Linked DNA regions of Homo sapiens: regions 1, 2 and 4 are each linked to region 3. A link is a loop called in an ENCODE intact Hi-C map of the cell type or tissue named here. Cell type or tissue: ascending aorta. All regions are shown on one strand.

Region 1 (5,000 bases), 86 kb after region 3:
GTCAAGAGGCATTTTTTCTCTCCCTCATAAGTGTTCTTTGTTCATTCTGGAACTGAGCGGTGCATGACCCCTTCTCTCTCCAGCCCTGTCATGTCCCCTAGGAAGTGAGCAGTGCCTTGAAATCAGAGTGGCTGCAAAGACGATGGTTGTAGTAATGAGGCTTTGAGGATACAACCGGGTCTCCCTCTGCATGGCCCTCAGTATGCTAAGCCCACCCAGGAGGGTGGCCTGACAGGTGTCCCCTGGAACTGTCAGAATTCCAGGGTGATTGTAAGGACTGGCCATTCCTAGGGCTGGTGCTCAGAAGAGAATCAGAGTGCAGGGCTTATGACTCACACCGATGATGATCATATGGTAATGTAATAATTAGCCAACTTCACCAGCAATGCCTTGTCCTGATGCCTTTAAATATCCACATCATTTCATTATTTTTAAACTCTGGAAAAACCATGGTCCCAAGGAAAGATATGTCATTAATTCACTCACTGAGAACATGGGTATTTGATTTTCCCCACTTGCCCTTAGAATGGACTTGGTGGGCATTGAGTGGTCTATTTGGCAGATAAGGATGCTGAGATCAAAGGGCTTCCTTTAGGCCAGTGAGTGGGCTTACAAGGAGCTCAAACCATGTCTCCAGTTCTTATGTCAATCCTTGCTGTCCTTTGGCCAGAGAAGAATGAGCAAAATGAACTACATCCTGTTCCACCACCCTGTCCCAGGACCAGTCCATGACCATTGCCAGCACATCATGTGAGCCCACTGTGAGATCCAATCCGTACACAAAGGTGCTGGTTCTGGATCCAACCCATACAACAAAAATGTGGTCCAGGGACCAGCAGCATCCTCCCACATGAGAGCTTGCTAAGAATGCAGCGTCTCTGGCCTCAGCCCTGCTGAATTGGAGTCTGCCTTTTAACAACATTCCCAGGTGATTTGTGTGTACGCTGAAGTTTGAGAAATACTGTTTTAAGGAAAACTTATGCCCTACACTTACTATGTGAATTCTGGATGAGTCTGATGATCAAAGGCAGCTTCTACTCCATGAAATATGGTACCAGGTAGCATCTGCTGGGACTAAGTGTGAGTGCTGTTTGACTGCTCTTCACCCATCCTGACACATCCTATGAGATGGGCACTGTGGATGTACCCATATTACAGGTGAGGACGCAGAGACATGAAGAGGTGAGGGGACTTGCCAGAGGTGGGACAGCCAACAAGCAGCACAGCCAGAAATGGAACCCAAGCAACTGAGTCCCCTTTCGGGCCAATGATCCTGAAGCTTGAGCATGCATCAGAATCGCCTGAAAAACTCATGGGAGTGTAGATTTCTGAACACCAACCTAAAGATTCTGATTCAGAGGTGGACCTCAAAATGTGCCTTACTAACAAGTTCTCAGGCAGCAATGCCGAGGTTGCAAATACGGGGCCCACGCTTTGAGAACAGCTGCTCACTGGCGGTTCATCACCTGTGTTAAGAAACTAGCTGGTTTTGTGATCAACTCCAACCAGATATGATTGAGATTTGAGTCAGTGCCCCTGCCCTAAAAAGAAAAAGAAAAAAGGTGTATGGATGTGGGTGTGGGGGATGGTGTATTCATAGGGAATCACCAATAACTAAAACACAAAGAGGGCATGGTGGTCCACAGAAGGGAAAATTGCCTTTTGATGATCCCCAGCTTAGTGGCATGAGCTGTCCCCGTGCTCCTCATTGCCATGGCTAATTGAGAGTATATTGCAGCATCATTGCTGTAATAATCCTTTCCATTATTTAACCTGGACAATGCATGGTGTTATAATGAGTTTCCAGCGTCTGGTCATTAAACCAATATTTACAAGGCCCGGCCTGTCCTGGCCGGGTTCGGTGCAGAACACTGGAGACCAGGAAGATAAGGCACTGATCTTCCTGTCTTTCAACAACTCCCAGGTGGCCAGCTACACCCCTCCATTTGGGGCAGGTGGGTGGAAGGGAAGATGTGCATAATTCTGGAAGAAAAAAGGGGGGTCCTGAAAAGAATTCACAGCTGAAGTGACCTGGTAATATTTGAATGTTACTTTCTTGTCGTTGTATGCTGTTTGGAAAAAGTGTATCTGTAAGTGGACTAAAAATACACACAATTTTAAAATACAAAATTGAAAGTGTAACTTCCAAAGTTCTTCCCCCCAAGGATAATCACTTAACATTTGGTGGGGGGCAAATATCGTTTTAGATATCTCCTTCTATTTTCCTCTCTTCCTCCCCATCTGTCTCCTCTCTCCTTCCCTTCTTTCCTTTCCCCTCACCTCCCCTCTCTTCCCTTACTCTCTCTCTCAGCCTTCCCATCTCTCTCTGCTTGTCTCTTCCTCTCTTTCTTTATCCCTCTTATCCCCTCCCCTCTCCTCCTCTCCCCTCTTCTGTCTTTCTCTTCGCCCCTTTGTCTTCCTCCCTTTCTTTCCCCTCCTATCCTCTCTTCTCTGTCTGCCTCCCTATCTCCCTCCCATTCTCTCTCCCCCCACCTCTCTTTCTGCTTCTCTCCATCACATACAGGTATATGACTAGATGCAGCTCTGCATATTTGAGAGCAGTGGTGGAAAAAGACTAGAAGTCCATCAGGCAGTCAAGAGCCAGAAGGGTGTCGGGGCAAAGGGATACTATATGGTAAGGAGCATAAAGCGACCTGTGGAATGACAGCCCTAAAGAACTAACCCAAGTGTCGAAGAATGAGGGGATTCTCAGCAGGTGAGTCAGCAGGGCCTGGATCACGGTGTGCAGTTTGCACTTTACCCTAAAAGGAATGGGAAGCCAGGGAAGGTTCTAAGCAGGAGAAAGGCTTGGTCTTTTTGCCTTTTAGGGAGACCTCTCTGGTAGCTACTGTTGGGTCAGACTGAAAGGAGAGAAGCCAGAAGCCATGAAGCTGGCTGCATCAGATTCATCATAGCTAAGAAATTTTAAAAGAAAAATGACAGGATGCCAAGGGAGGTGTGTTTTGGTGCTGGGCATTTTCCGATCAAGAGAAAATAGAGCCCTGAAAGATATTTTCCTTCTGCAAACTCCAAGGAGGGAAAGAAAGAAAGAAAGAAAGAAAGAAAGAAAGAAAGAAAGAAAGAAAGAAAGAAAGAAAGAAAGAGAAAGAAAGAAGAAAGGAAGGAAGGAAGGAAGGAAGGAAGGAAGGAAGGAAGGAAAGAGAGAAAGAAAGAAGGAAAGAAAGAGAGAGGAGGGAGAGAGAAAGAAAGAAAGAAGAAAGAGAGAAAGAAAGAAAGAAAGAAAGAGAAAGAAAGAAAGAAAGAAAGAAAGAAAGAAAGAAAGAAAGAAAGAAAGAGAAAGAAAGAAAGGAAGGAAAGAAGGAAGGAAGGAAGGAAGGAAGGAAAAAAATAATTCCCAAACTCCCCCGTGTTTGTCTCTTTATCTCTATGATATTCAATTTCCTTATCTGTAAAATATATTTAAAATTCCCATTTAGCAAAGTGTTCAAACAGCAAATGGGTGCCCCTGGATTTTGCAAATTATAAAGTTCTTAACCAACAAGCAACCGTGGCTGTTGCTGTTGTCCTGTGGTTGATTGTATTTGTAGCTCTTTACATACTTCACAGAAGTTCTCACCACCTGCCTTATGCTTTCATAATTGTATATCTTTCAGCTTCTGCCTCTAGAGCAGCACTGTTTCTAATAGAACTTTCTGTGATGACGGAAACTTTGCATATCTGAGCTGTCCAATATGGGAGCCACCAGTTTCATGTGGAACCCTTGCAGTGTGACTGATGTGACTGAGAAACCACATTTTACATTTTATTTAACTATAATTAATATACATTTAGATTTAAATAGTCACAAATGTCTACCACATTGGACAGCACAAACCTAGAAAGAAAGACCATTGAAAACATGGACTATGTCTTACCTGCCTTGCAATCCCTGCTTTACAATGGATGGATGGATGGATGGAAGAATGGATGTGTAGATGAGTGAATAGATGAAGGGATATATGAGTGGGTGAGTAGAAGGATGAATGTGTAGATGGGTGAATAGATGGAAGAATGGATGGGGGGGTGGATGGATGGATACATGAGTGGGTGAGTGGAAGAAAGGTTGGGTGGACGGGTGAATGGATGGATAGATAGATGAATAAGTGCATGGAAGGATGGATGGATGGATGGATGGATGGAAGAATGGTTGTGTAGATGGGTGAACAGATGGATATATATATGAGTGGGTGAGTAGAAGGATGAATGTGTAGATGGGTGAATAGATGGAAGAATGGATGTGGGGGTTGATGGATGGATGTGTGAGTGAGTAAGTGAGTGAGTGAGTGGGTGAGTGGAAGAATGGTTGGGTGGATGGGTGAATGGATGGATAGGTAGATGAATAAATGAATGGAAGGATGGATGGATGAGTGGGTAGGTGGAAGAATGGGAGGATTGGAGGATGGGTGGAAGGGTGGGTGGACGGATATATGTGTGAGTGAATAGAAGGATGGATGGGTACAAGGGGGGATGGATGGATGGATGCATGGATGGATGGATGGATGGATGGTTATAACAGGTGCTTACTAGCATGGCTGAAAGGGCTCCCAAATCAAACTAAAAACATCTGGTTGATGTCTTCACTCCATCACATACAAGTTGAATGACCTAAAACAAACTATTTTACATATCATAGCCTCAGTTTCCTCATCTGTAAAATAATTCTAATCTCAGAAGGCTGTCATGAGGGTGAAATGAGATCATTTATGTAATAACACTATACAACATATAACGGACTGTACAAATGTAGGGCATCACTATTATGTTTCATGCCCATTGAGCAATTGAGTAAATGAAGCAGTTGCTCCTGATGGATAGTAGATCCTTGATAAATGTAATAAATGAAGGCAAAAATGAGTAAACCATTAGTTACAATATGAAGCACAAGCCAAGAGAGGGAACCATAGTTTCTAGGAATAACGTGAGTAATGGATTTTTAGGAAACTGCTGAGGGGGGCAATTGGAGAAAGACACGGGTGAGTCTGGTGGAGAAGGAAGGGTTA
Region 2 (5,000 bases), 410 kb before region 3:
TTCGCCATTTTATAGGGAAGGAAAATGAGACTTGGAGACCTCAAGTGGTTGGACATGCAATTCCTGCAGAAGGCCACCCGCAAATCTCTGGCTTTCTCTTCACTGGACAAAACCCATCAGAAGGTGACTGAGTGAGGATGATGTCATTAGAATCCACACTAAATGAAATGAAAAAGAAACTAAGTCATTCTAAAATGTCAGCACTTGAACTGTTATTGGCAACCGATAGCTTGGAACAGAGTTCACAGCCAGACGTATCAGGGTGGGCCTTGGTCATCATCTGTTTACATCAGAAATGATGCTGACATCCCCAGGGCCTCAGAGACACAAGGGGCTTAGGTCAGGTAAATTTGAGTGGAAGTTTTGTGGCAAGAGCAGGGGTCTGTGGATGGCAATGCAGGCTCTGAGATGGGCTTGCTGTGTGGCCTCAGGGGAGTCACTTGACTTCCCTGGGTCTCAATCTCATTTGTAAAATAAAAGGGTTTGGACCAGAAAATATGTAAGGTCCCTTCTGCTGCCTCATCTAAGACAGGGTATCGTATATGCTGGTTAAGAGTGGGCATTGGAATCTGGAAGACCTGGGATTAAGTCCTGATAAAAACTCTAGGCCCTAAGAGGCTTAGGAACAAACAAAGCAAACAAAAATCAACACAAAAAAAAATGGGGATGGGTGAGTAAGGGAGTAATAATATATTGGCCGAAGTGGTTGGTATTAGCTTCAGGAATGGATTGATCCAGATGCTTACACAGAACTCCCATGAGAGTATCCATTGGTTTCATTGGCTCTGACTGAACTATAGTACCTCCCAGAACCAGTCACTATGACTGAGAGAATTGTGGAAGCAACTAACCTAAGGCAATTATGACCCACATATTCTGTGTGGGTGAGATTAGAACAGGTCTTTCTGAAGGGATATAATGATACCCTCGGCTGAAGAAGAGGTGGATGGATGCTAGGGAGGTAAAAACATTCACTGCAGTGAGTGGTGGTCTGTCTGAGACTTCATTTTTCCATATGTAAAGTGGGGATAATTCTTACATTTGCCTTTTTATGGCTCACTTAAAATCAACTTACTCCTCCCAATTTTCCTGTCTCCTTGTAATTAGGCAGAGGGCATGTGACTTCCCAGCAAAGGGTGGTGCATGCATGATCAGGTGTGAGTTCTTTCTGCATTCTCTTCCCTCTATAGTGAACAGGATGCCGAGATAGTATTGAGATAGTAGAGCCATGAGATGGACTCAGATTGGATCACTGAGTCACAGCATGGAGCACAGCTACCCTGGAGAGTGACCAGGCTTCCATTAGACTTTGTTTGAGCAAGAAATGAACCTTTTTGTAGTAAGCCACTGAGGTGTTCAGACATACTTGTTATTAAGCATAGCCTAAGCTACCCCAGCTAAACCTTTATGTGACTTTCTTTGTTCATGGATGTCTTTCCATGCCTGACATGTAGACCTAGCTCATTCTTTTACATATCTGCATAATATTCCATAGTATGGTGACACCTTGACTTATTTAACCAGTCCCCTTTACATCATTCTTGCATTATTGGCAGATTTCATTATGACAAACAATGGTGTATAAACAATACCATTGTATTCTTATACTTCCTCATACATCTTTGTGCACGTTGAGTTTGTGCCAGTAGTATTGCTTGGTCAGGAGCGTGCACATTTAATACTGGTTTTTACTCCCACTAATAATTTTTGAGACAGCCTGTTTGCTCTACCTTTGTTAATGAAGAATATTATTGATGTTTCCATTTTTATCAGTGTGATAGACAGAACAGGGTGTCTTATGTTAATTTGGGTTTCATAGCAAGTTTTTGGTCAGGTTGGATTTTTCAGACATCCTGCCAGCTTCACCCTACTTGTTCCAGAGAAAAAGACTGGGCTGACACTGCAAAGAGAAAGAGAGAGATACATACAGGTGACAAGATGATGAGGCAGAGACTGGGAAGAGAGAGAGAGAGAGAGAGAGAGAGAGAGAGAGAGAGAGAGAGAGAGAAAGAAAGGAAGGCACCCAGTCCCCTGTTTCTCTCCAGATTCACACACCAGCCCCCTGTCAGTCTTACTCAAGCAGGGCTCAGATCCTGAAGTGGGACCCCCATCACCTCTGTGGCCAATAGCGGGGGGGCCAGCCAACATCTGGGTTTGCACTGGGACAGGGGAGGGTTGTTGGCTCAGTTCCTCTTGGCCTGAAGCCACGAGCCTAGCTTGTTTGTATAGTCCTTCAGGCTTCTTCTCCATATCTTGGTGTTTTTGGCTCTAAGCTAGCTCCCTCCCAGCCAGGGGAGGAGATAATTCCACTCGATCTGGGCCTCTGAGGCACTGGGAAGGACGTCAGGAAATAGCAGGAGCATTACGCACCTCTCTACCCTCCACCGTCCAATCTCATTTTCATAATGTGTGGAAAAGGAACGGGGTTGCAGAGGGAGGCTTGAACACTTGGAGTTGCTTCCTGTTTTCTCTCGAATCAGTCCTTTTCCCCAAGACGCCGCTGCTGGGCCTGTTGAACCCTGCCTTCTGGTAGGTGTGTGCGTCGCATGTCTATGCATGCCCATGCAGATGTGTGTGTGTACATGTGGGTTACGTACTCAACGAGCCAATCAACAAACAGACCTAGGAGAACCCTGGAGAGGGACTCCTTCTTTCCTTGAACATGCTCTTTACTCTTGCAACCTCCCAAGAAAGAAAAAAAGGAGTTAGCTTACGTGCCTCTTCTTCCAAAGGTCAGTCACCAATAGTAGTTTCCTAAGGTGTCTGGGTAAAGCCTTCCCAGATGCCACAGGGACCTTCTTTGTCATATTCACATCTACACCTACCATGTTGAGTCCAAGACTCAGTACATAGTAAGAATGAATCCATTAATCAGGGCTAACACTTTAATTATAGAACAGAGAACAATATGGTCCAGAGAGGACAAGGACTTGCCCCAAATCATGGAGTATGTCAACGGCAAGGCAAAAAAGTGGAACCCAATGTTCCTGACACTTAGTACAGTTTTATTTTATGTCATTATGCAAGATGCTCAAAGAAACTGACTATTACTGATCTCTGACTTTATAGTTTTAACTTCTTTGGAACAACCTATGAAGGAGGAATATTCGCCATGTTACTGATGGAGAAACAGGTTCAGGGAGGTTTGAGCTGGCTCCAGGTGGAGGACCCAGAATTTGTCTTGAAGTGGCTTCTTCCAAAGCTTGATGCCTGTGTTCGGTAGCACACAGAGGGCTGGTGGGGGCAGAGCCTTACCCAGCCTTGATCAGAACCTCTGAATAGGACTCTCTCACTGTTTAGGGTCTTTTAGAGAAAGAGATCAATGGCGTTCAACTGAAGCAGACTTAAAATCTACTCCTTTGGGAAGTTTTCTCTTAAGTGCAGTCTACTTTTTTCCAGAGCTCACAGAAAGTCCTCGTGCTGATCCTGGGAGAGCAACCAGCCCATGGGGGTCTGGACAGTGAAAAGCCCTTTCTGTCTAGGTATCAACAACAATTTCCAGTAGAGCCCTGGTGGGGCTGATGTGGCCCCATTGTTGGAAAACAGGGGAAATGTGAAGAGGATCACAGAGTTACTGGTGGCTTGAAGTGTGGGGCACCCATTGCAGCCACCTTGAGGACCAAACCTGCTCTGAATCTCCCATTCTCGCATCCTTCCTGTGTGACACCCACATCCATGCACACATACACAATGGGCACACACACAGCCACTCACACGCGCATGCCCTCTCCCATATCTGTGCACACACGTGAATATACACACACCCCTAAGTTCCTACAGTAGACTGGAAGACTTTGGAATCTGAAACCTTGTCTTCACCTCTCTGTGGGGTTGCTTGGTGACCTCACCAATACCCAGCTGCTTTCATCTATAAAAGGGGGTAAAATTCCCAGGGATGAGTTGAGGATACAGTGTAATATGCCCGTCTGCTCCTTAGTATTTGCTGAAGTCATTATGTGACCGTGTTGCTCTGGGCTGCTGCCCCACCTCTCGCTTTCCTCAGTAGAGCCTACTGCATCCCTTTCTCTTAGGACAGTTGCCTAGTGCACATTCCTCCAGGTGACATCTGATTGGTTCAGTTACTTCTTTCCACCTGTAAGTCCCTGGCTAATGAGTGGTTTGCACTAGGGCACACAACCATTGCTTTGTCCAATCAGTGTGTTCAGGGCCAGGACACATGATCCACCCAGACAAAGGCTACTTAGGGAAGTAGGGGTGGTGGGTAGTCTGGCACCCTGAAACAAGCCTGGGGCAGCCAGTGAGAGGTGGGATTTCAAACCCTGCTCTGTCTCCTGCTAGCTGGGTGCCTTTGGACAAGTCCCTGGCATGAAGCTGTTTTGTCATTGGCAACGTATGATGATAATAAGGACAGCACTGTTTTCCAGCACCACTGTGCACATCCAGCTGCATAATTTAATCCAGACTGCCGGCACAGGGCCTGGCACCAGATACATTTTCAGTCCATGTGGATTCCTTTCATCTCCTGAGTTCAGGCTTTGAGTAGTTTGAGCATCCTCCTCTCTATCCTTTACCCAAGACAACCACCCGCCATGGACAACAGTTTGAACCAAGAGGGTTCATCTAATTTTAAGCCCTAGTGTGTCACCAATTTATTTTGGTCCATGAACTATTGCTCGCACCTGTTGGCATCTTGGAATGCAAACTCCTTCTAATTTTAAGCACCAGCAGGGGCAGGTCTAATTTTGGGTGGCCCTTGTGCCGGGGGCTCCCAAGGGAATTCAAGCTCTGTTGTTTGGAGCACCTGGGGTGAAGTGGGTGCCTTCCAGAATAGATTAGGGTTGTGATATGTTCAAGAGGGACCCACACAGTTTGTATCCACACAACATTAACTACAATTTTCTTCAGGACTTTTATTGTGGCAGGTCTTGTTCCAAGTCAAGTGCTTTTCATGTATTATTGGATTACTTTTACTTTGAAGTGTAAATCAGCCAACACGGAGTGCTTACTATGTGCTAGGAGCTGGAGATGCAAAAATGAAT
Region 3 (5,000 bases):
TTTTGATCTGCAGGGCTGGGTGTGCCGTCTCATGGCTGAGAGCTGAAAGGCTAGACCAGAGTTCCCCAGTTCAAATTGCAGCTTCTGATCCTGGCACTGAGGATGACCTTGAGCTACTTAATCAAGTCTTGGGAGCTTCACTTTCCTTATCTGTTAAGAGAAAGGGATCATAGTATCTAGCCCAAGAGATTAGTTTGAGGATTCAAAGAGACAATGGGTGTAAAAGACTCAGCACATTGAGTTCAGTTAATGCAGTGAATATTAACAACGACAACAACAATAATATTATTAATTGCGGGAACAGAAAACTAGTCCTGAGGTTTCTTTGTGCCAGAGGTGGATACAAATTAGTTAGGAGAGCAAGCATTTTTGCCACTAGATTTCCAGACATGAGGGCAAAGAGAAACTAGTTGAGGGAGACCCCCCCCCCGTGGAGTCTTTGCAATTTTCCATCAATTGTCTGAGCCTAAAATGTTCCTAGAGTTCATAGGGTCTAAGTACCTGGAGATGCTGAGGCCCAGAGAGGGAAGGGACTTACCCCAGGTCACACAGTAGCAGATGGTTAGAGCCCAGACGTTCTTATCATGCTTGAATTAATCATTGTGGTCTAGCTTTTCTAACACAACAGCAGACTATGCCCCCAGCAAGGATGAGTCACTGATTGGCTGTGCTCAAGCCTGACCTGGGCTCAGAGCCAAGCCTGATGGAGATGAGGGATACTGGTGTGAACACTTCCTTCTGCCTACCCAGCATGTCACTTTCCCAAAGCAGGTAACTACCCATTCAGGTGTTCTGGTCCTCGTTCCTGCAAGGGTGAGTACTGGCATTTTGGCCTGCAGTTTAGAAGTGAGTGTCCCAAAGGTGAACTGATGAACCCAGGATCATACGACTCATAAGTGTGTGGACAGATGGGTGGATGGAGCTGGGTTAATTGAATGCCACTTTGTCCCAGACATATTGAGGCACATCATAAAAGTGCCACCAGCCAGAAAGACCATTCTCTAACCCAGAGACCTCTGAGAACTCATATTTTGACATTTGGCTTTATCTAACATTGAGTTGCATCATGACCTTAAGCAAGTTACTTCTGCTTTTTGGGCCTCAGTGTCCTCATCTGTCAAATGGAAGTACCATAGCATCTACCTCTCTGGGGATGATTGTGCAGACTGAGTCTGTTAATGTAAAGTTCTTTGAATAGAGTCTGATGTGCATTAACTGCTCAGTAAATGTTGGCTGCCAACTAACCCAGAGGTCACGGTTCCTGGAAAGGTGGCAAGACAGCACCCTGCAGAGGGCTGGGGCTTTGGAAGGTAAGGTACATGACCCTCAGCTGTGGACTCCCTATGTGTGTGACCATTCTCTGTTACGAGGCATGCATGGAGGCACACAGCGAACATGCACTATGCCTTCATCCAAAGGAGAAAACAAGTCAGAAGCTTCTAAGAATTTTGGTTCCATGCCCAGTAAGAAGGGCCTGTGCTGTGCCAAGCTCCCAGGCTTGGGATCATGAGCACATGCCAGCCCTTCTCTTTTTGGGTCCACTTGAAAATGATCAGAGCTGTCTGAGGGACTCTTGCAGAAACGGAGGCCAACTCCTTGCCTGTCAAGGGAAGCCTTGGGAAAAGAGGGATCCTTTCCATCTCTCTGCGCCCAGAAGAAGCATGGGTTCTGGTAGGAAGGACAGATGTACTTGATTGGAATCCCATCTCAGACACTGACCAGCTGTGTGACCTCAGGAAAGTCACTTTCCCTCCCTGACCCGCAGTTTTTGCATCTGTACAATGGGGTTACTTTGAGAATTTAGTAAGAAAGTCTTTGTGGGAGTGGGCCCCACTTTGCTTGTGGCAGAAACCTTAATGCCAAGCACAAGCTTAACCCATAAAGGGCATTTAACAAGAATGTGGCAAATGGGTGATGATCAACAGCTGAACAGGAGCCAGGGGGTATTCTAAACATTTCCTGACATCAGTTCATTTAGTTCTCACAGTGAGAGAGACTATAATGACCCCTATTTCACAAGTGAGCAAACTGAGGCTTGGGGAAAAAAGCTGAATCCCACGTCCAAGGTCACTTAGCTAGTAAGTGACAGAGCCAGGATTTGAACCCAGGCAATTTGAAACTAGAGCTTAAGCTTATAGCCACTAGGATGCAGCAGATGCAGAAAGAAGATAGAAAAGAGATGCAAAACGGACATCACCTAGACTAGCATATACATGGAATGATCAATAAGTATCTGTAAAATCAATGCATTAATTAAAAGCAAAAAAAGCACACAACAATTGCTTTATTTTCCCACTCTGCAGGGTCTCAGAGATACAGAATTGCACAGAGAGAGTCCCAGTCCACAGAGAAGGTGAAAACATAAATGATCTCGAGTGTTGCTGACTCTCACATCCAACAGAGCATCCAACAGAGGCTCACACAGGTGGCCATCTGACCAAAGCCAGCCCTCTGTAAGTTGACTTAGCCTATGTAGCATTTTAAAAAATATCTTCATTGGTCTCTGAAATTTAAAAGTTGAGATATTTCACATTAAAAAAAAAAAACAAAAAAAAACACAAGATTGCTGGTGTAGAAGAGAAAAGTGTCCTTCATTTTGCCATGTGCTGGCCTCACTTTTTATTGTACATTTCTGGCCAGTCTCCTGGGGGGCACTTGAGTTTGCAACTCCCATGTGTACAGGGCTCTGGGGTTCGGGAGGGAGAAACATAAGCATGTAGGCCAAAGACTCAGTGAAAGCCCCAGTTTTGGGAGGATTTTCTGGTCTTGCTTGGAGAAAGATGACTCACGAGGCCAGCATGTGTCTCTTGCCGAGCCAGGTTTCCTTTCCTACTTTGTTTTTATAAAGCAGAAATAGAAGTTTCCATAACGTGGTGCAACTCCACCCAGCAGGCCTTGGGAAGCCGCTGCTATCTGTGAGCGTCCAAGGGAGAGCTTTGGTTGGGAGCCTGCTATTGCTCATGGAGCTGTGAGCACAGCGGGACAGCATGTGCTCGTCTCCACTGTTGGCTCTGCCTGAAGATGGGGACTCCGTACTGCGTTCCTCCTTGGGTGAGACTGTCAAAGAGCTGGGTCCCTCAGGCCACAAAAGAGTGGGGTAGGAGAATCAGAGACTTAGTCCAGGTTCTACAACTAACCAATCCATCTATTTATCATCCATCCATCCATCCATCCATCCATCATCCATCCATACATCATACATCCATCTATCCATCCATCCATCTATCCATCCATCCATTCATCCATCCATCCATCCATCCATCCATCCATCCATCCTTTTATCCATCCATCCATCCATCCATCCATCCATCCATCCTTTTATCCATCCATCTAAGGACTGTTTATTGAGCACCTACCATGTTTCAGACACCCCATGCTATACTTTGAAGAGACAGAAATAAAATAGACACAGACTGCACTATCCTCATAAAGTCTACAGTCAGGTGGGAAAGGCAGATATCAAAAATGTAGTAATAGATGAAGATTTGGGAGCAACCAAAACGTCCATTGATAGATTGGTTAAATGCAATTTGGCTTATTCTAGCATGAGATACCATGTGGCCCTTAAATGAAGCAGATCCCTATATGGTGACAGAACAACACCTAAGTGACAAAAGTGAAGGCACAGGCAATGACTGCACTTCATGTCCATTTCTACAAAACAAGAGCCTTGGATAGGCTTTGATATATTGGTTCTTGTAGAGAAGGTCTCTGGAAGGATCTGCAGGAAATTGGGAAAAGTTGGTGTCTAGTGAGAAAGCTGGGGTACTAGGGTTCAAAGAGGTGAGAGAGTTTTTGTGCTGCTTGAATGTTTTATTTTGAATGTTTTATTTTTTGAATGTGTAATGTTTTGTCAATAATATGGCAAGGAAATTTTAGAGATGTTGGTCAAAGAATACAAAATTTCAGTTAGACAGGAGGAATAAATTCGAGGCATCTGTTGTACAGCATGGGTGACTATAGTTAATGACAATATATTGTGTACTTGAAAATTGCTAAGAAAATAGATTTGAAGTGTTCTCACTACAAATAAATGTTAAGTATGTGCAGTAATACATATGCTAATTAGCTTGGTATGGCCATTCCATAGGGTATACGTATTTCAAAATACCGTGCTATATACCATAAATGTGTATAATTTTTATTTGTCAAATAAAAAATAAGAAGATAAAGGTAGATAGATGAGAGAGAGAGAAAGAAGGAGAATAGAGAAAGATAGATATAAAGTATAAAGTGTGAGGATAAAAGAAAAAGAAAAAGCCTTTACGAGAAGTTGGGAGAGTGTTTTAAAAAGGAAATCCAGGGTGTCTTAGACATTCAGAGGAAGCTTCCCTAAAAACGCATTATTCCAGGCACTGGGAGGAGCAATAGGACCTTAGCCCCTTCCCTCCCCTTTGTGGACCTAAAGCGTTACATCTGTAAAATGGAAAGAAGGCACCTCCCAGCCCAAGACCTCAGAAACTCTAGGAAGCAGAGTTCAAATCCAGGCTGCCTTCACCACCTCACCCCAGGGCAAACTGCTTCCCCAGGGCTCCCTCTACCTTTTCCCCTCCTGTTTCCCCTTCCTGATTTGGTAGACAGACCTGATCAACACTGTGATGATCAAGAAAAAAGAAAGAAAGACAATTTGATGTATACCAAAGCTCATGGACATTAAACTCCTAAGATATGCTATGTATCTCTCTGGGGGAGGGTGAGCACCTGCACCTTTATCTCCATAACCACCAAATGAATTATGGAGGCCAAAAAGGTGAACCTATCTGTGTGGATGGCTGCCAGCTGCTGTGTTATACTAGTGTGTTATAATAATAGTAGTGGATATTTCATGAGTGCTAACTCTGCACCAAGTACTTAGCCTGTAAGATCTCACTCATTCTAAAGGCAAGTCTAGGAGAGAGGCTATTGAACCCTATGTTGAGATGAAGTATCTGGGGCTCAGAGAAATTGAGTTACTTATTCAAGTTTGCACAGCTACTAAGTGCTGCAGTGAGAACCTGAAA
Region 4 (5,000 bases), 220 kb after region 3:
TAGACCAAGATGGGCAGTCACCATACACCATCATTCCTGCCACAGAACCTTTGCACATGCTGCCCTCCCTACTCCGCACTCACCTGTCTAATTGGACCTGAAGCTTCAGCATCCCTTCTTTAGGGAAGCCTCTTCCAATACACCAATTTAGTCAGATCCCTTGTTAAGCATTCTGCTACAACTTGTTTCATTAGGGGCACTAATTTAGATTTCTAAATACATACTCAATTGTGTCTGTATTTGATTAACTCTCTGTTTTGAACAGGATATAAACTCCATGAAGTTAGAGACTGTGTCTCTTTTTGTTCACTCTTTATCCCCCACATCTGGCACATAGTAAAGCATTCCACAAATGCGGCATTGGAATGCATGAATAATTGCTGACCTCTCCCTGGAGGGCTCAAAATAGAAACCTTCTGATGTGAGAGGACATTTCAATGTGGTCTAGAAGAATAAGTAAAGAATTAGACTCCGGTCTGGCGGCAGCCATCAGATAAGCCAAGATGGGTGCATACAAGTACATCCTGGAGCTATGGAGAAAGAAGCAGTCTGATGTCATGCGCTTTCTTCTGAGGGTCCGCTGCTGGCAGTACCGCCAGCTATCTGCTCTCCACAGGGCTCCCCGCCCCACCCGGCCTGATAAAGTGCACCGACTGGGCTACAAACAAGGCCAAGCAAGGTTACGTTATATATAGGATTCGTGTTCGCCGTTATATATAGGATTCATGTTCGCCGTGGTGGCTGAAAACGCCCAGTTCCTAAGGGTGCAACTTACAGCAAGCCTGTCCATCATGGTGTTAACCAGCTAAAGTTTGCTCGAAGCCTTCAGTCCGTTGCAGAGGAGCGAGCTGGACGCCACCATGGGGCTCTGAGCGTCCTGAATTCTTACAGGGTTGGTGAAGATTCCACATAAAAATTTTCTGAGGTTGTCCTCATTGATCCATTCCATAAAGCTATCAGAAGAAATCCTGACACCCAATGGATCATCAAACCACTCCACAAGCACAGGGAGATGCGTGGGCTGACATCTGAAGGCTGAAAGAGCCCTGGGCTTGGAAAGGGCCATAAGTTCCACCACACTGTTGGTGGTTCTCGCCGGGCAGCTTAGAGAAGGCGCAATACTCTCCAGCTCCACCGTTACCGCTAATATAATTAAAGTTTGTAAAATTCATACCTAATAAACAATTTAGGACAGTCAAAAAAAAAAGAACGGGACTCCATGGAGAAGCGGATGAACAGCTTTCAAAGTGGAGGGAATTGCAGTGCGCAAAAGGAAATGTTGGGCCACAGCAAAAGCAGTCATAGAATGGCCTGGAGTTGAATAACTGGAGCACCAAAGTGTGGGAGTGAGCTGGAGGGGGCAGGTCAGGTTGGAAAGCCTTGAGTGCCCAGTGAAGGCCTGACTCTCAAAAAGCAACAGGGAGCCACGGAGGACACTTACCATTGGGTGCCTTTGAGGGCCATGGTGCTGGAGGTAGAATACAATCCCCACCTCCTCCAAGTAAACCTAGAGTCTGCTGGCAACAGCAGCTTGTTAAGCTTTTCTTACTTGGAACACAAATCTATTTTTTATTTTTCTTTCTAATTTTTTAGAGATGAGGTCTCGCTCTGTCACCCAGGCTGGAGTGCAGTGGTACGACCATAGCTCATTGCAGCCTCAAATTCCTGAGCCCAAATGATCTTCTTGTTTTTGCCTTTTGAGTAGCTGAGACTACAGACATGCGCCACCATCCCTGGTTAATTTTTAACCTATTTTTGTAGAGATGTGATCTCACTACACTGCCCAAGCTGATCTAGAACTTGTGGCCTCAAGCAACCCTTTTACTTCAGCCTCCCAAAGTGCTGAGATGACAGACAGGAGCCACTGTGTTCAGCCACAAATCTATTTTTAATGAAGGCTGGGCATGGGGGTGAGCACAGCCACATCTGAAGCACTTCTGTTCCCTGAAGGGTAGTTTGAGAACCACAAACACAAACATGGCTATTTTTTAAAGCTCTATCCAGGGCTTTCCCCATCAGCTATGGCCTACAGAAAGCAGTTGATGTACTAAGGTCACCCAGCCAGGAATCAAGCCCTGATCCTCAGTCCTGTGTCCTCCCATTGTGCTACTCTGCCTCCTGAGTAGGGCCCGGGAGAGGACACCAGTGGCCCTTCAGAGGGGGTCTTATCTAGCCCTGGAACCAGACAGAGCTATACCTGTCCCAAGTGATGGGCAGCTCTCACCATTCCCATGCACGCCAAGGGAGGGGGCAGAGCAATTGTCCTTGATGACCCAGTGTCCCCCCAAAAAATCACACCTCCCATTCCCAGAGCATTTCCTGTGATCCTTCTTCCAACTGAAACCCACATCAACTCTTGGAGCTGGTCATCATTCTTCTTTTTTATTTTAACAGTAAGGGAACTGAGGCTCAGAGAGGTTTGGTAACTTGCCCAAGGTCACACAGCTTGTGAGTGGCTCAATCCAGATTTGAACACAGATCTGACTCCAGAACTTTTTAACCCTGCACTAACCACTGCCAAAAGAAAAATAAAGTGTGTCCTGGGGAGAGCTCCCTTTCTCTGTGGAGACTTATAAGAAAGAAAAAAGGCAGGCATCTTCCAGTCTGAGATGAGTGGAAGAGAGTCCCACCAGACTCAGTGGAAGGACACGATGACTCCAATAGGTCTGCCATCCCTCAGATTCTATTTGCAGGGCTGTCCCTGTCAGGACAGATGAAGCATCATCCAGTTAGGCAGGCTGTCCACCTGGCTGTCAGCACAGCATCATTTATAATGCCTAAGCCATAACCAGGCTGTGATGAAGACTTCAGCCCTGGCTCCTCGGCAGGGAATGCAGTTGACTTTGGAACCAGCTGTCCTGGCATGCCCAGTACAGCAAATGTGGCTTAGACGTGAGCCCCAGTCTGAGGACTTAGGGTCAGCCACAACTCCTGCCACAGGCAATCTGGCACCGAGAGAGATGGTGGTGGCCAAATTGTTCATACGGGGCCATTTGTGTGTCTGAGAGCCGCAAGCGCTTGTCCAGTAGTTCAGATGATGGAATGTGTATTTCTCGTAATGGAAAGTGGAGTCCAACAAATGTATTCTTCATGACTCAAGACAGAGAATTGCTTTAAGAACTGGTCACTCTCTCACTGAATCTTCACAACAACCAACGAGGATGTCTTCTATGCCCCACGATCCCCACTTTGCAGTTGAAGAAACTGAGTGTCAGAGAGAGAAAAGGCCTGGTTGAAAACTCACCAGTGGTGGCCCAGAATAAGCTACCTTCCTACGTGGCAACCCACTGCTCAGCATACGAGGCTGCCGTAGCTGGAGCCTTCAGTCAAAGTTAGCCCCTTCCAGTCTTATTTCTGCATCAGGTTCTCCACTAAACTGTACATTCCTTGGGGACAGGGATCACATTGCTTTTAGCTCTCTACCCACGCATCCTGGGAAACAGTGGGTGTCCAAATGATTGTGATTCTCACAGTGTGTTGTACCCTAATTATTTATATGTATAAATTCATACTTCCACCAGATCAATCATTTGCAGGCTTATTTGAGCTAAAGAACCATAGTAAAATACAAAACAAATGGTGGTTATTTGACAATTATGCCAATGAAATTATCACAAGAGAGGGTATTATCCTACAAGGGATCCAGAGAGAGTTTTGAAATTTTCTGGTCCACAGAGGCTGCTGTCCCCAAGTCACTAAAAGAAAATGCTGAACAAGGAAACTCAGGGAAAAAAATATAGTAGGTATTTATGCATCCTCAATTATATGTCAGATATGGTGGAAGTGCTTCACATGTGTCAACTCAATATTTATCCCCAGAACAGCCCTAGAGTCAGTAATACATCCCTCACTTTATGAACAAGGAAACTGAGCCCCAGAAAGGTGGTATGACTTGCCCAAGGGCACACAGATAGTAGGTGGCAAAGCCAGGAGTCAAACCTAGGTCCGTCTGTGGGCCCTCCTGACAATCCTCCTCAGCCAGGTCCCCAAAGGGGATAAAACGCTACTGACCTCCAAAACTGAATAAGCTTCACAAACTTCTAGTCATTTATACGTTTAAACTATATTTTCTTGATGCCCATCTAAAGGTACTGAAGGGAGATGAATTTGACACCGTTTCTGCCCCCAAGCACTCACAATCTAGTTCAGATGAGACCAGTAACTCCATAAAATAAAGTGTGAGGATTCAGGGGCCAGAGAGGGGAGGCGGCTTTAATTCCTGAGTTTCAGTTACCTCACACACTGAGGAGATTTGGAGAGGCTATAATTTCAAGAGTTCCATTAAACACGAATGGTAAACAAATAGACATTTAAGAGACATTATTTTGGTCTTCTGTCCAAAGTACCTTACCTTCCTTAGACAAAAGAGTTGTTGAAACAGTTTATTAAATTGCGCTAGATTGAATTTCATTGGGTTGTGGGACTATCTTGTGCTGGGAGTTGTGCTGACTTGGATTGGCTTGTATTGGGTTGACTTAGGTGGCTGAGAAGTGGTCTGTTGCATCATGTTGAAATGTAATTTGTTGGAATTTGTTGGGTTCAATGGTTTTTGCTGAATAAGGTCAAGTTGAATGGGGTTGTATTGTGTCGGTGGTGAGGTTGTACTAAGTTGGGTTATGTCGGTTTATTTCAGTTGAATTGATGTGGATTGAATTGGGTTAAGTAGATTTCGTTGGGTTTAGTTGGCTTGGCTTGGCTGGAATGAAACTGATTGGTATCCATCTATTGAGAAGGGTGTAGAGCCATTTCCTGTCCAACAAATAGAACTGCTCTGGAAAGCTCTATATTTTAGGGCCAAAACCCACAATGGATGGAGCCATTTTGCATTTGAGGAAGTATGACCCAAATAAATGGTCTTTCCATCTCTGCTAAAATCTAGTTTACTGGCTGCAGAGATGGCAATGAGGTATTAGGGGGTGGATATTGCAAAGGTCACACGGTTTGTATGCAATTCTGGCATCTCTGTCGGTCCTATCCTATTCATCAATTTGCAAAGCATC

The links. Peaks named below come from ENCODE experiments on the same cell type or tissue, not always from the same donor. Only the 100,000 strongest peaks of a DNase experiment are listed, where the experiment ranks them.
Region 1: it touches region 3 in a loop (4-fold over the local background); 4 of 110 quality-filtered maps call a loop at or near these places.
Region 2: it touches region 3 in a loop (1.9-fold over the local background); 2 of 110 quality-filtered maps call a loop at or near these places.
Region 4: a loop joins it to region 3, with 6 times the contacts of the local background. A loop is called at or near these places in 6 of 110 quality-filtered maps.

The regions. Positions count from the first base shown.
Region 1 is chr22:27,017,793-27,022,792 of GRCh38, reverse strand. No RefSeq gene overlaps it. Among named protein-coding and RNA genes, the nearest start is that of LINC01422, 120 kb to the right of the region's middle. RefSeq lists an enhancer at 2,095-3,294. In ascending aorta, no CTCF peak of the experiment used is centred here; a DNase peak (open chromatin) is centred at 2,782; H3K27ac peaks cover 4,199 bases.
Region 2 is chr22:27,509,877-27,514,876 of GRCh38, reverse strand. The region is part of intron 1 of LOC105372981 (a long non-coding RNA gene); the gene reads left to right. Among named protein-coding and RNA genes, the nearest start is that of LINC02554, 200 kb to the right of the region's middle. In ascending aorta, no CTCF peak of the experiment used is centred here; a DNase peak (open chromatin) is centred at 2,176; H3K27ac peaks cover 2,034 bases.
Region 3 is chr22:27,103,665-27,108,664 of GRCh38, reverse strand. No RefSeq gene overlaps it. Among named protein-coding and RNA genes, the nearest start is that of LINC01638, 120 kb to the left of the region's middle. In ascending aorta, no CTCF peak of the experiment used is centred here; DNase peaks (open chromatin) are centred at 684, 1,446 and 2,904; H3K27ac peaks cover 4,734 bases.
Region 4 is chr22:26,883,052-26,888,051 of GRCh38, reverse strand. It overlaps the pseudogene RPL15P22. Among named protein-coding and RNA genes, the nearest start is that of LINC01422, 18 kb to the left of the region's middle. In ascending aorta, no CTCF peak of the experiment used is centred here; DNase peaks (open chromatin) are centred at 541, 1,635, 1,811 and 2,901; H3K27ac peaks cover 3,745 bases.